Linked DNA regions of Homo sapiens: region 1 is linked to region 2. A link is a loop called in an ENCODE intact Hi-C map of the cell type or tissue named here. Cell type or tissue: spleen. All regions are shown on one strand. Links, peaks and the distances in the headings refer to the core of each region. The heading gives the core; the rest is flanking DNA. Region 1 has its middle 9.2 kb from the start of DEFB132. Region 2 has its middle 19 kb from the start of DEFB129.

Region 1 (4,398 bases), core at 188-4,187, 58 kb after region 2:
AAATATTAATATAAAATATTAAAATATAAATTCTCAAGAGCTATAACTTAAACTTCTATGTTAATTTAGGTAAGCAATTCTCCTATGAAAAGACTTAACGAATTCTTTCCTTTTCTTTTCCTCTTGTCTTTTCATTTTGCTGCAAGGAGCAGCCTTAAAGCTGACTGAAACAGTTATTGTGACCAGCATGTAATGCTTGAAAAGATGAAAATCCAGCTTTAAATATGCTCAATCTCAATAACTTTTTTGGTTTTTTTTTTTTTTTTTTTTTTTGAGACGGAGTCTTGCCTTGTCACCCAGGCTGGAGTGCAATGGCACGATCTCGGTTCACTGCAACTTTCGACTCCCAGATTCAAATGATTCTCCTGCCTCAGCCTCTTGAGTAGCTGGGATTACAGGCACCGGCCACCATGCCCAGCTATTGTTTGTATTTTTAGTAGAGATGGGGTTTCACCATGTTGGCAAGGCTGGTCTCGAACTCCTGACCTCATTATCTGCCGCCTTGGCCTCCCAAAGTACTGGGATTACAGGTGTGAGCCACCGCGCCTGGCCTCAATAACTTTTTAATAGGTATATGCTTAGTTTATTCATGTTTCTTTGCTAGTTTTTTTTCCCTGCAAAGAAGAAGAAGAAAAATAATTTTAAATCTTATTTGAAGGATGATTGTACACTGTGTTATTGGCCTTGGAAAGGAGAGAAGGAGGAAAAGGAGTAGGAAAAGGGAAAATATCTTAAGAGGTTGTACTGTTAATCTACTTCCAGGCAGATTTTAACCACTAAAGCTAAAATGCTATTATGAAATTGAATATTTCAATTGAATATTGAAAATGGTATAATGATGCCGGGTACGGTGGCTCATGCCTGTAATGGTAGCACTTTGGGAGGCCAAGGTGGGTGCATCACTTGAGGTCAGGAGTTCGAGACTAGCCTGGCCAACATGGTGAAACTCTACCTCTACTAAAAATACCAAAAAAATAGCCGGAAATTGCTTGAACCTGAGAGGCAGAGGTTGCAATGAGCTGAGATCATGCCACTGCACTTCAGCCTGGGCAAGAGAGCAAGACTCCATCTTAAATAAATAAATAAATAAATGAAAATGGTATAGTGGCTTGAAGATGCAGGGGCCCATGAGGAAGAACATGGATGGCCCCTAGAAGCTGAAAGCAGCCCCCAGGTGGCAGCCAGCAAGGAAGTGGGGTCTTCAATTCTACACGTGCAAGGAACTGAATTCTATCAACAACCTGAATGAGCTTGGAAGCTGATTCTTCCCCAGAAGCCGCAGATAAGAGCTCAGCCTGCTAGGGGCTTGAGAAAGGGGAAAGTGACTTTAAAAATGTAACTCGAGGGAGTTCCAAAAGGCTAAGCGATTCGGTGAATCTAATAAACATGTTAAAATGCATAAAGTTCGGGTGTGGGGGAAAGGGAAGGGAGAGCATTAGGACAAATAGGTTCTTTTCTGAGTTCTGGCCAGGAGGCTTCTTGATCAGTTCAAATTGTTACAAAGTTCAGCTGGAGGTTTCCTTCTCCCTGTGGCCGCTCTGGGCCTCTGGCAGCCCTCCTCAAGGAGCAATCCGTTTCCTTCAGAGGGTCTGTGGGTTCTCCTGGCTTCCCTAATGCGTTCCTGCAGTCCTTCTGAAGCAAAACTTAATGATGCGAGCCTCCACACGCTGCTCTGACCGTCCGAGTGGGAGCTGCAATCTAGTCCTGCCTCCCGTCTGTCATGATCCCTGGTGGTTTTTGACTACAGCTCAATTGTTTTAGATTCCATGTGTAAGTGAGAACATGAAGTATTTGTCTTTCTGTGTTTGACTCATTTCACCTAGCAGAATGTGTAATAAACATTAACAAAATGAATGTGTAAAATCAGGTAGTGATCACAGCTACAAAGAAAATAAAACAGAGTGATAGATGGAAAGTGATGGGGAGGAAGAACCTGGTTAGAAATGGTGGTCAGGCAGGACCTCTCTAAGAAGGGAAAAGAGCTGTGACTGCACGATAAGCCGGCCACGTGAAGACCTTGAGGACAACATGCAAAGCTGATGACCCACCGGCCCTGCAAAGACCGGGCGGGAGATAAGCTTGGCTGGCGCGAAGAAAGAAGGCTGGAGGGAGTAGAAATGGGGACAGGAGCTGAACGCTGGGAGAGGGGGCTCAAAGCCAGCTCGCGTAGGCAGGGACTGGGCACTCGCAATGCGCGCAGAACAAAGGCCTCTCTCTCTCTTTCGCCACACTAAGGGCCAACATGGTCATCTCCAGGTGCGGATTCTGCCGTAAAATGCGCCCCTGGCGACTCACGACCAGGACGCATTCCGCACCGCTCCCCCACGCCCCGCAGCCCGCCCTCGAGGCTGATTGATTTGTGCCAGTCTCTACCGCCATCTGCCGGCAGCACTCGGTACACCCGCGCCCTGGAGGTCGCACGCGCTGGCCAAACGGGCGCACCAGACACTTTTCAGGGCCCTGCCAAAGACCTCCCAATGTCTACTGGCGTCCCAGACACAAGAGATCCAGGCCAAGACTCACACTTCACAAGATACACAGACACGGGCCTTAGGGAACAGGAAATTCCATGAAACTTCCATTTACCCAATTAGCCGGACTCACTGAGCCCCAGAATAGGGTTTTCAACCAACTCCTACTAAAATTAAAAAGTAATGTGTGGTATAGATTGGAATAATAGACATTGGAGGCTACAAACGATGGGAGGCGGAGAGGGGTGAGGGTTGAAAAATTACCTATTGGGTGCAACATTCACTATCCGGGTAATGGGGCACTAGAAGCCCACTCCACCACTATGCAATATATGTATTTGTACCCCGTAAATCTATAAAAATAAAAACTACATTAAAAATAATAATAATGTCTGGTCATCTAAATAGTACCTCTACAGCTTATTAAGTGCTCTGGAGACGTCCCAGTTGCCTGTCCTTCCCATTAAAGGTGATATCCAGTGCTGATTTCCCCTTCAACCTCGGGTTCCCATAAACCTCTTCTTTCTCACTCCTGCTGCCCTCCGGTACTCCAATAAAGAATGATAGATGGGCCGGGAGCAGTGGCTCACGCCTGTAATCCCAGCACTTTGGGAGGCCAAGGCGGATGGATCACCTGAGGTCAGGAGTTGGAGACCAGCCTGGTCAACATGGTGAAACCCCGTTTCTACTAAAATACAAAAATTAGCTGGGCATGGTGGCGGGCCTCAGTAATCCCAGCTACTCAGGAGGCTGAGGCAGGAGAATCGCTTGAACCCGGGGGCAGAAGTTGCAGTGAGCAGAGATTGTGCCACTGCACTCCAACCTGGGCGACAGAGCAAGACTCCGTCTCAAAAAAGAAAAAAAGAAAAGAAACAGTCCCAGTATGCATCCATGTGCATGTGCATGCAGGTGTATCTGCCTGTGAGAGCTGCGCACGCGGCTCTGAGTACCTGGGAAGACACCCATGTACAGATGCTGTACATGTGCGGGGTCACTCTCTGGCGCATTCGGAGGCATGAGGGCTACGTGCAATGCGAGGGAACCTATGTCCAGGCTTCCTTTCTTGGTTTTCCTCCTCTGAACTCATGCATCCCTTCACAAACAGTCCAGCTCCTGGCTAAAAACCTATGTGTGATTTTTCAGCCCAAACACAGGCAATGACAGGTTTTACCTGGCAGGCCTCACAGCTGAGTCGTGCACAGCTGATGCGTTGCAGTCTTTAAAGACAGTTGCAGACACAGACTCAGGCCTCCTGGACAGTCGACCTCTCACACACATCTCCGCTCCCAACCCAAGTCTTCATTCAGACACGTCTTCATTGCAGTGGGGTAGGCCTTCGGCCAGGACCTCCTTATCTTGGGGAGTGGAGAATCCTTGAAGACACTTTCCTCCATGCTGACTCAGAAGTTTTCCCACTCTCCCTTCCCCACCCCATCCCTGGCCCCCAGGTCCGTACAACTTCAGGAGCCTTTTTGTTGGAAGCTTTTCTGCAGTGAGACCAACCCCACACCTGTGCTCATCCACCCGACCCCAGTTGGCATCATTCTATGAGGAAATTAGAACAGGTGGATCTGTGTTCTACAAAATAAAACAAACCAGGTTCTCTGGTTTAGCCTCTTTCTTGTACTGTAATAATAAGAGATTTGGGGCTTGGCTATTACTTGCTTTGACTTTTTTTGTTTTGAGACAGGGTTTCGCTCTGTCACCCAGGCTGGAGTGCAGTGGTGCGATCTCGGCTCACTGCAACCTCCGCCTCCTGGGCTCAAGCAATCCTCCCACCTCAGTCTCCCTAGTAGCTAGGACTACAGGTGCACACCATCATGCCCAGCTAATTTTTATATTTTTTATAGAGATGGGGTTTCACCATGTTGTCCAGTCTGGTCTCAAATTCCTGAGATCAAGCAACCCACTGGCCTCAGCCTCCCAA
Region 2 (4,398 bases), core at 274-4,273:
AATGAACCCTGTTTTTTTGTTGTTTTTATTATTTTTTGATAAGTAAATAATGCCACGATTGGTAGATCTAAAACTGAAGAAGGAGACCCTATGGCCTCAATCCAGAATGCCATAGCATGCTAAAATGAGAACTTCCTCCAGGTGTGTATGTGTGTGTTCAGGGCCACCTATGTATGCCCGATACGTCCAGTCTTCGTTGATGAAAATTGTTAGAGGTCAGTATTACAGAAGATAAAACAGAAAGGCCATATGTTAATAATGAGAAATAAGTGGTTAATTCATAATTAGTGAATCTGGTTTCAGCACTTTGGCCTTCGAGGTGGTCAAAACAGGTCTCCAATATGAACTAAGGATTGAAAAGATTAAAATTATTTTTTTAACAAAAATTAAGCTCAAAGAGTCTTGGATGCTTCAGATTGACTCTGCTTCTGGCATAACTTGAATAGAAAATCATATAAGGGTCTATGATGGGCACCATGCCCAGAGCTAGTTGGTTTAAATGTCATTCTATTTTGGACCCTAAAGATAAACATGGCCTACTGTGATTCCGTCCTGCGTGGCTGTTCTCTGGAGCAGTAGTCATTAATCTTTGCCTGCCTTCTCTCCCACCTAGGTGTGTGCCACCACCCCATGGTGACATGAGCTTCATTAATTAAAAAAAAAAAAAACTTTTTCTCTCTTTTCTTAATAGAAATGACCTTGGAAAATTTCTATTGGTCTGTCTTCAAGTTCATTTCTCTTTCCATATCATATCTACATGGCTGTTAAGTCCAAAGTTTATTATTTAAATAAATAAATAAAATTGATAAAACTCTAGCCAGTTGATCAAGAAAAAAGAGACAATTACCAAATTTTCAATATCAGGTATAAAAAGAGGACATCATTACATTAAAAGTTTTGTGAGAGATGATTCTATATGCCAAAATTTTTGACAACCTATATGAAATGGATAAGTTTCTTAAAAGATACAAATTACCAAAACTGACCTAAGAGGAAACATAAAGTTTAAACGATGCTGTATCAATTGGAGAAATTGAATCCATAGTTTAGTCTTCTCACAAAGAAACTTTCATGCCTTGATGGCTTCACTGGTGAAGTATACCAAGAAATAATAATGGCAATTCTACACTAACTCTTTCAGAAAATAAAGGAGGAGACACTTCTCAAATCATTCTTCGAGGCCAATATTACCTTGGTTCCAAAAATATGCAAAGATATCACAAGAAAAGAGAACTATGAGCCAATATCCTCATGAACATAATTTCAGAAATCTATAATAAAATATTAGCAAATTGAATGCGGTGAAGAATAGAAAGGATCATAGAACAGGACAATATGATGTTTATCCCCAGAATGCAAAGTTGATGTAACATCAAAAAATGAATCAACGTAATTCACCATATTGATGGACTAAAGGGGAAAAACATATGATTATTTCAATAAATGCAAGAAAAGCATTTGACAAAATTCAAAGCCCTTTAAAAAAAACTCATCAAACTAGGAGAGATGGTAACTTCAAGCTGAATAATGCTAGCTACAAAAAAGTAACTACAGATAACATCACCTTTAACTTAGAAGGCTCATGTCTTTCTACTTTAATTAGGAACAAATGGTAAGTTGACCACAACCACTTTTACTTAACGTCATACTGAAGGTCTTAGCTACTCCAAAAAGGCTAGAAATAGGAATAAAATGCATGCATTTAGAAAAGGAAGATACAGCAGATTCTATTTTTAGTTTTTAATTTTTATAGGTACATAGTAGATGTATACATTTATGGGGTACAAAGTTATTTTGATACAGGCATACAATGTGTAATAATCATATTAGGGTAAATGGGGTATCCATCACCTCAAACATTTATCTTTTCTTTGTGTTATCAACATTCTAATTATACTCTTTTAGTTATATTTAAATGTAGAATAAATTAATTTTGACTGTAGTCACCCTGTTGTGCTATTGAATACTACATTTTATTCATTCTGTCTTACTATATTTTCATACCCATTGACCATCCCCTCCTCCCAGACCCCCCTACTACCCTTCCCAGACTCTGATCATCATCATTCTACTTTCCGTCTTCATGAGCTCAATTAGTAAAACTTTCCTTTTTTGCAGATAACATGATCATGTACATAGGAAACCCTAAAGAATCCTTGGAAAAGCTATTACATCTAATAAATGAATTTAGCAAAGTTTTGAATGAAAGTCTGTATACAAAAATATATATGTGCATATTTTAGCAAAAAATTAGAAAAAGAAATTTTGACAAAAACTACCCTTTCCATAATAGCATCAAAAATGAAATATTTAGGGGCCGGGCATGATGGCTCACCAATCTTGTACCCCAACAACCAGAATGATTATTTTTTATAGTTTTATGTATAGTCTATTTTGGTTTTAAAATGGCAAAATACTATATGATTTTATATAAAAACTAAACTAACTTAGAAGTATGCAGTAAGAACGTGAAGGTCAAACACGCTGTCCATAACACTTAGGAAAATGAGATCAACAGTAAATAGAAGACTGGTTACTCATCCTACAAGAAATGGTGATGAATAGGCCTGCAAAATATCCTGTAACTCCTCTAGAGGGTGCTCACTAGCAGGACATTCACATGCTACTCCATGTGATGTTAGATTATTGTAAAGCATTATGTTCCTATAAAGGGTGGCGTGACAGTCCATTACCAAGCACGAGACCCTCTGCTGATCTGTCCTAACAAGTGGAATTATGATATGCAGCAACACAGGAACCAGGCTTACGCTAGCCACATTGCAGAGAGACATTGCCAGAATCTCACTTGTAGAGGCCACCATCATATACATCAGTAAGCCTCTCTCCCTGGATCCACATCTCCCTCTATAAGGAGCCCTGTTAACCCCATCATTTAAGGGCTTCATACATTTGCCTTATATTTCTCTCATAAACAAATCAATGAGTTCCAGACTTTTGGTACAAATGTATGAAGACAGAAGAAATCATATTTCAGTCTTAAAAGCCTAATCCCAGAAGTGACACCCATCACTTCACATTCCATTGCCAAGAGCAAATCACATGACCACACAGATGCAAGGGGAATGAGACATTGGCAACCACTTCCCAGTGACCATTATATATTATAGAAGGGGGGCATGCATGTAAGAGGAAAGTTGGTCTTCTCTGACAGAGACGTAGAATTCTACAAACATAGGGGAGGACGTTAAAAGGTGCTGAGCAGATAAAGGTCAAATGTCTGTTACAGAAGGACACAGGCACCAAAAGATAAAGAGATACTCCTCAATTTATGAGGGAGTTATGTCCCAATAAACTCACCATAAATTGAAAATATCATACGTCAAAACTTCATTTAATACAACTAACCTACCTAACATCATAGCTTAGCCAAGCCTGCCTTAAATGTGCTCAGAATATTTATTTGAGCACATAGTTGGGCAAAATCATCTAATAAAAAGACTATTTTATAATAAAGGGTTGAATATTTCCTGTAATTTATTGAATACTGTATTGAAAGTGAAAGATGGAATGGTTGTATGGGTACTTGAAGTATGGTTTCTACTGAATGCATATGGCTTTCACACCATCGTAGAGTCAAGAAATCATGTCAACCATCATAAATAGGGGACTATCTGTATGACAGTAAAAACCATTTTGTTACACAAATAGCAATCATCAAAAAAGAAAACACAGCAATTTCTGTTGCATATATCCAAGCATTCAACAACAAAAGACCTTTCATTTTAATCATTTTTTTAAGACACACGGTCTGACTCTGTTGCCCAGGCTGGAGTGCAATGGTACAATCATAGCTAACTGCAGCCCCGACCTCCTGAGCTCAAGCGATCCTCCTGCCTCAGTCTCTTGAGTAGCTGGGACTACAGGTGCGCATCACTATGCCTGGCTAGTTTTTTCTAGAGGCAGAGTCTTGCTATGTTCCTCAGACTGGTCTCAAACTCTTGGCCTCAAGTGATCCTCCCACCTTGGCTTCCCAAAGTGCTAGAATTACAGAGGTGAGCCACAGCACCTGGCCAAGAATAGACATTTTATATCAAAGTAATTCAAGTATCTATATGAACAAGTAATCGTGCAACTAGGTAATCAGGGCTTTGACCAATTTTGAATTACACAATTAAAGTGCTAATATGTATTGTATTATACTGTATTTGCTGTAGCAATGCAAAAACTTCATTGTTCTTTGTCCCCAAATACAACTGTCACTTATATTTCACTGTTTATGCTGCTAGTACATAGCTTTATAAATTAATCTATCTTGTTTCTGACACTTATACATATTTCATCCTCTGGGGACCTGGAGGAGCATATTCTTTGCCCCACCTCACAATTACCTATGCATATTTCTCAGTAACAGGCATAAGGCACGCTGCACAATCTTAG

The links. A loop is a pair of places that touch in the nucleus more often than their neighbours do. Peaks named below come from ENCODE experiments on the same cell type or tissue, not always from the same donor. Only the 100,000 strongest peaks of a DNase experiment are listed, where the experiment ranks them.
Region 1: a loop joins it to region 2, with 4 times the contacts of the local background. A loop is called at or near these places in 37 of 110 quality-filtered maps.

Annotation. Positions count from the first base shown.
Region 1 is chr20:264,772-269,169 of GRCh38, forward strand. No RefSeq gene overlaps it. Among named protein-coding and RNA genes, the nearest start is that of DEFB132, 9.2 kb to the left of the region's middle. In spleen, for the core only: CTCF peaks have their summits at 2,407 (motif pointing left) and 2,615; a DNase peak (open chromatin) is centred at 2,360; H3K4me3 peaks cover 811 bases; H3K27ac peaks cover 309 bases; H3K27me3 peaks cover 452 bases.
Region 2 is chr20:206,549-210,946 of GRCh38, forward strand. No RefSeq gene overlaps it. Among named protein-coding and RNA genes, the nearest start is that of DEFB129, 19 kb to the right of the region's middle. In spleen, for the core only: a CTCF peak has its summit at 2,577 (motif pointing right); no DNase peak of the experiment used is centred there.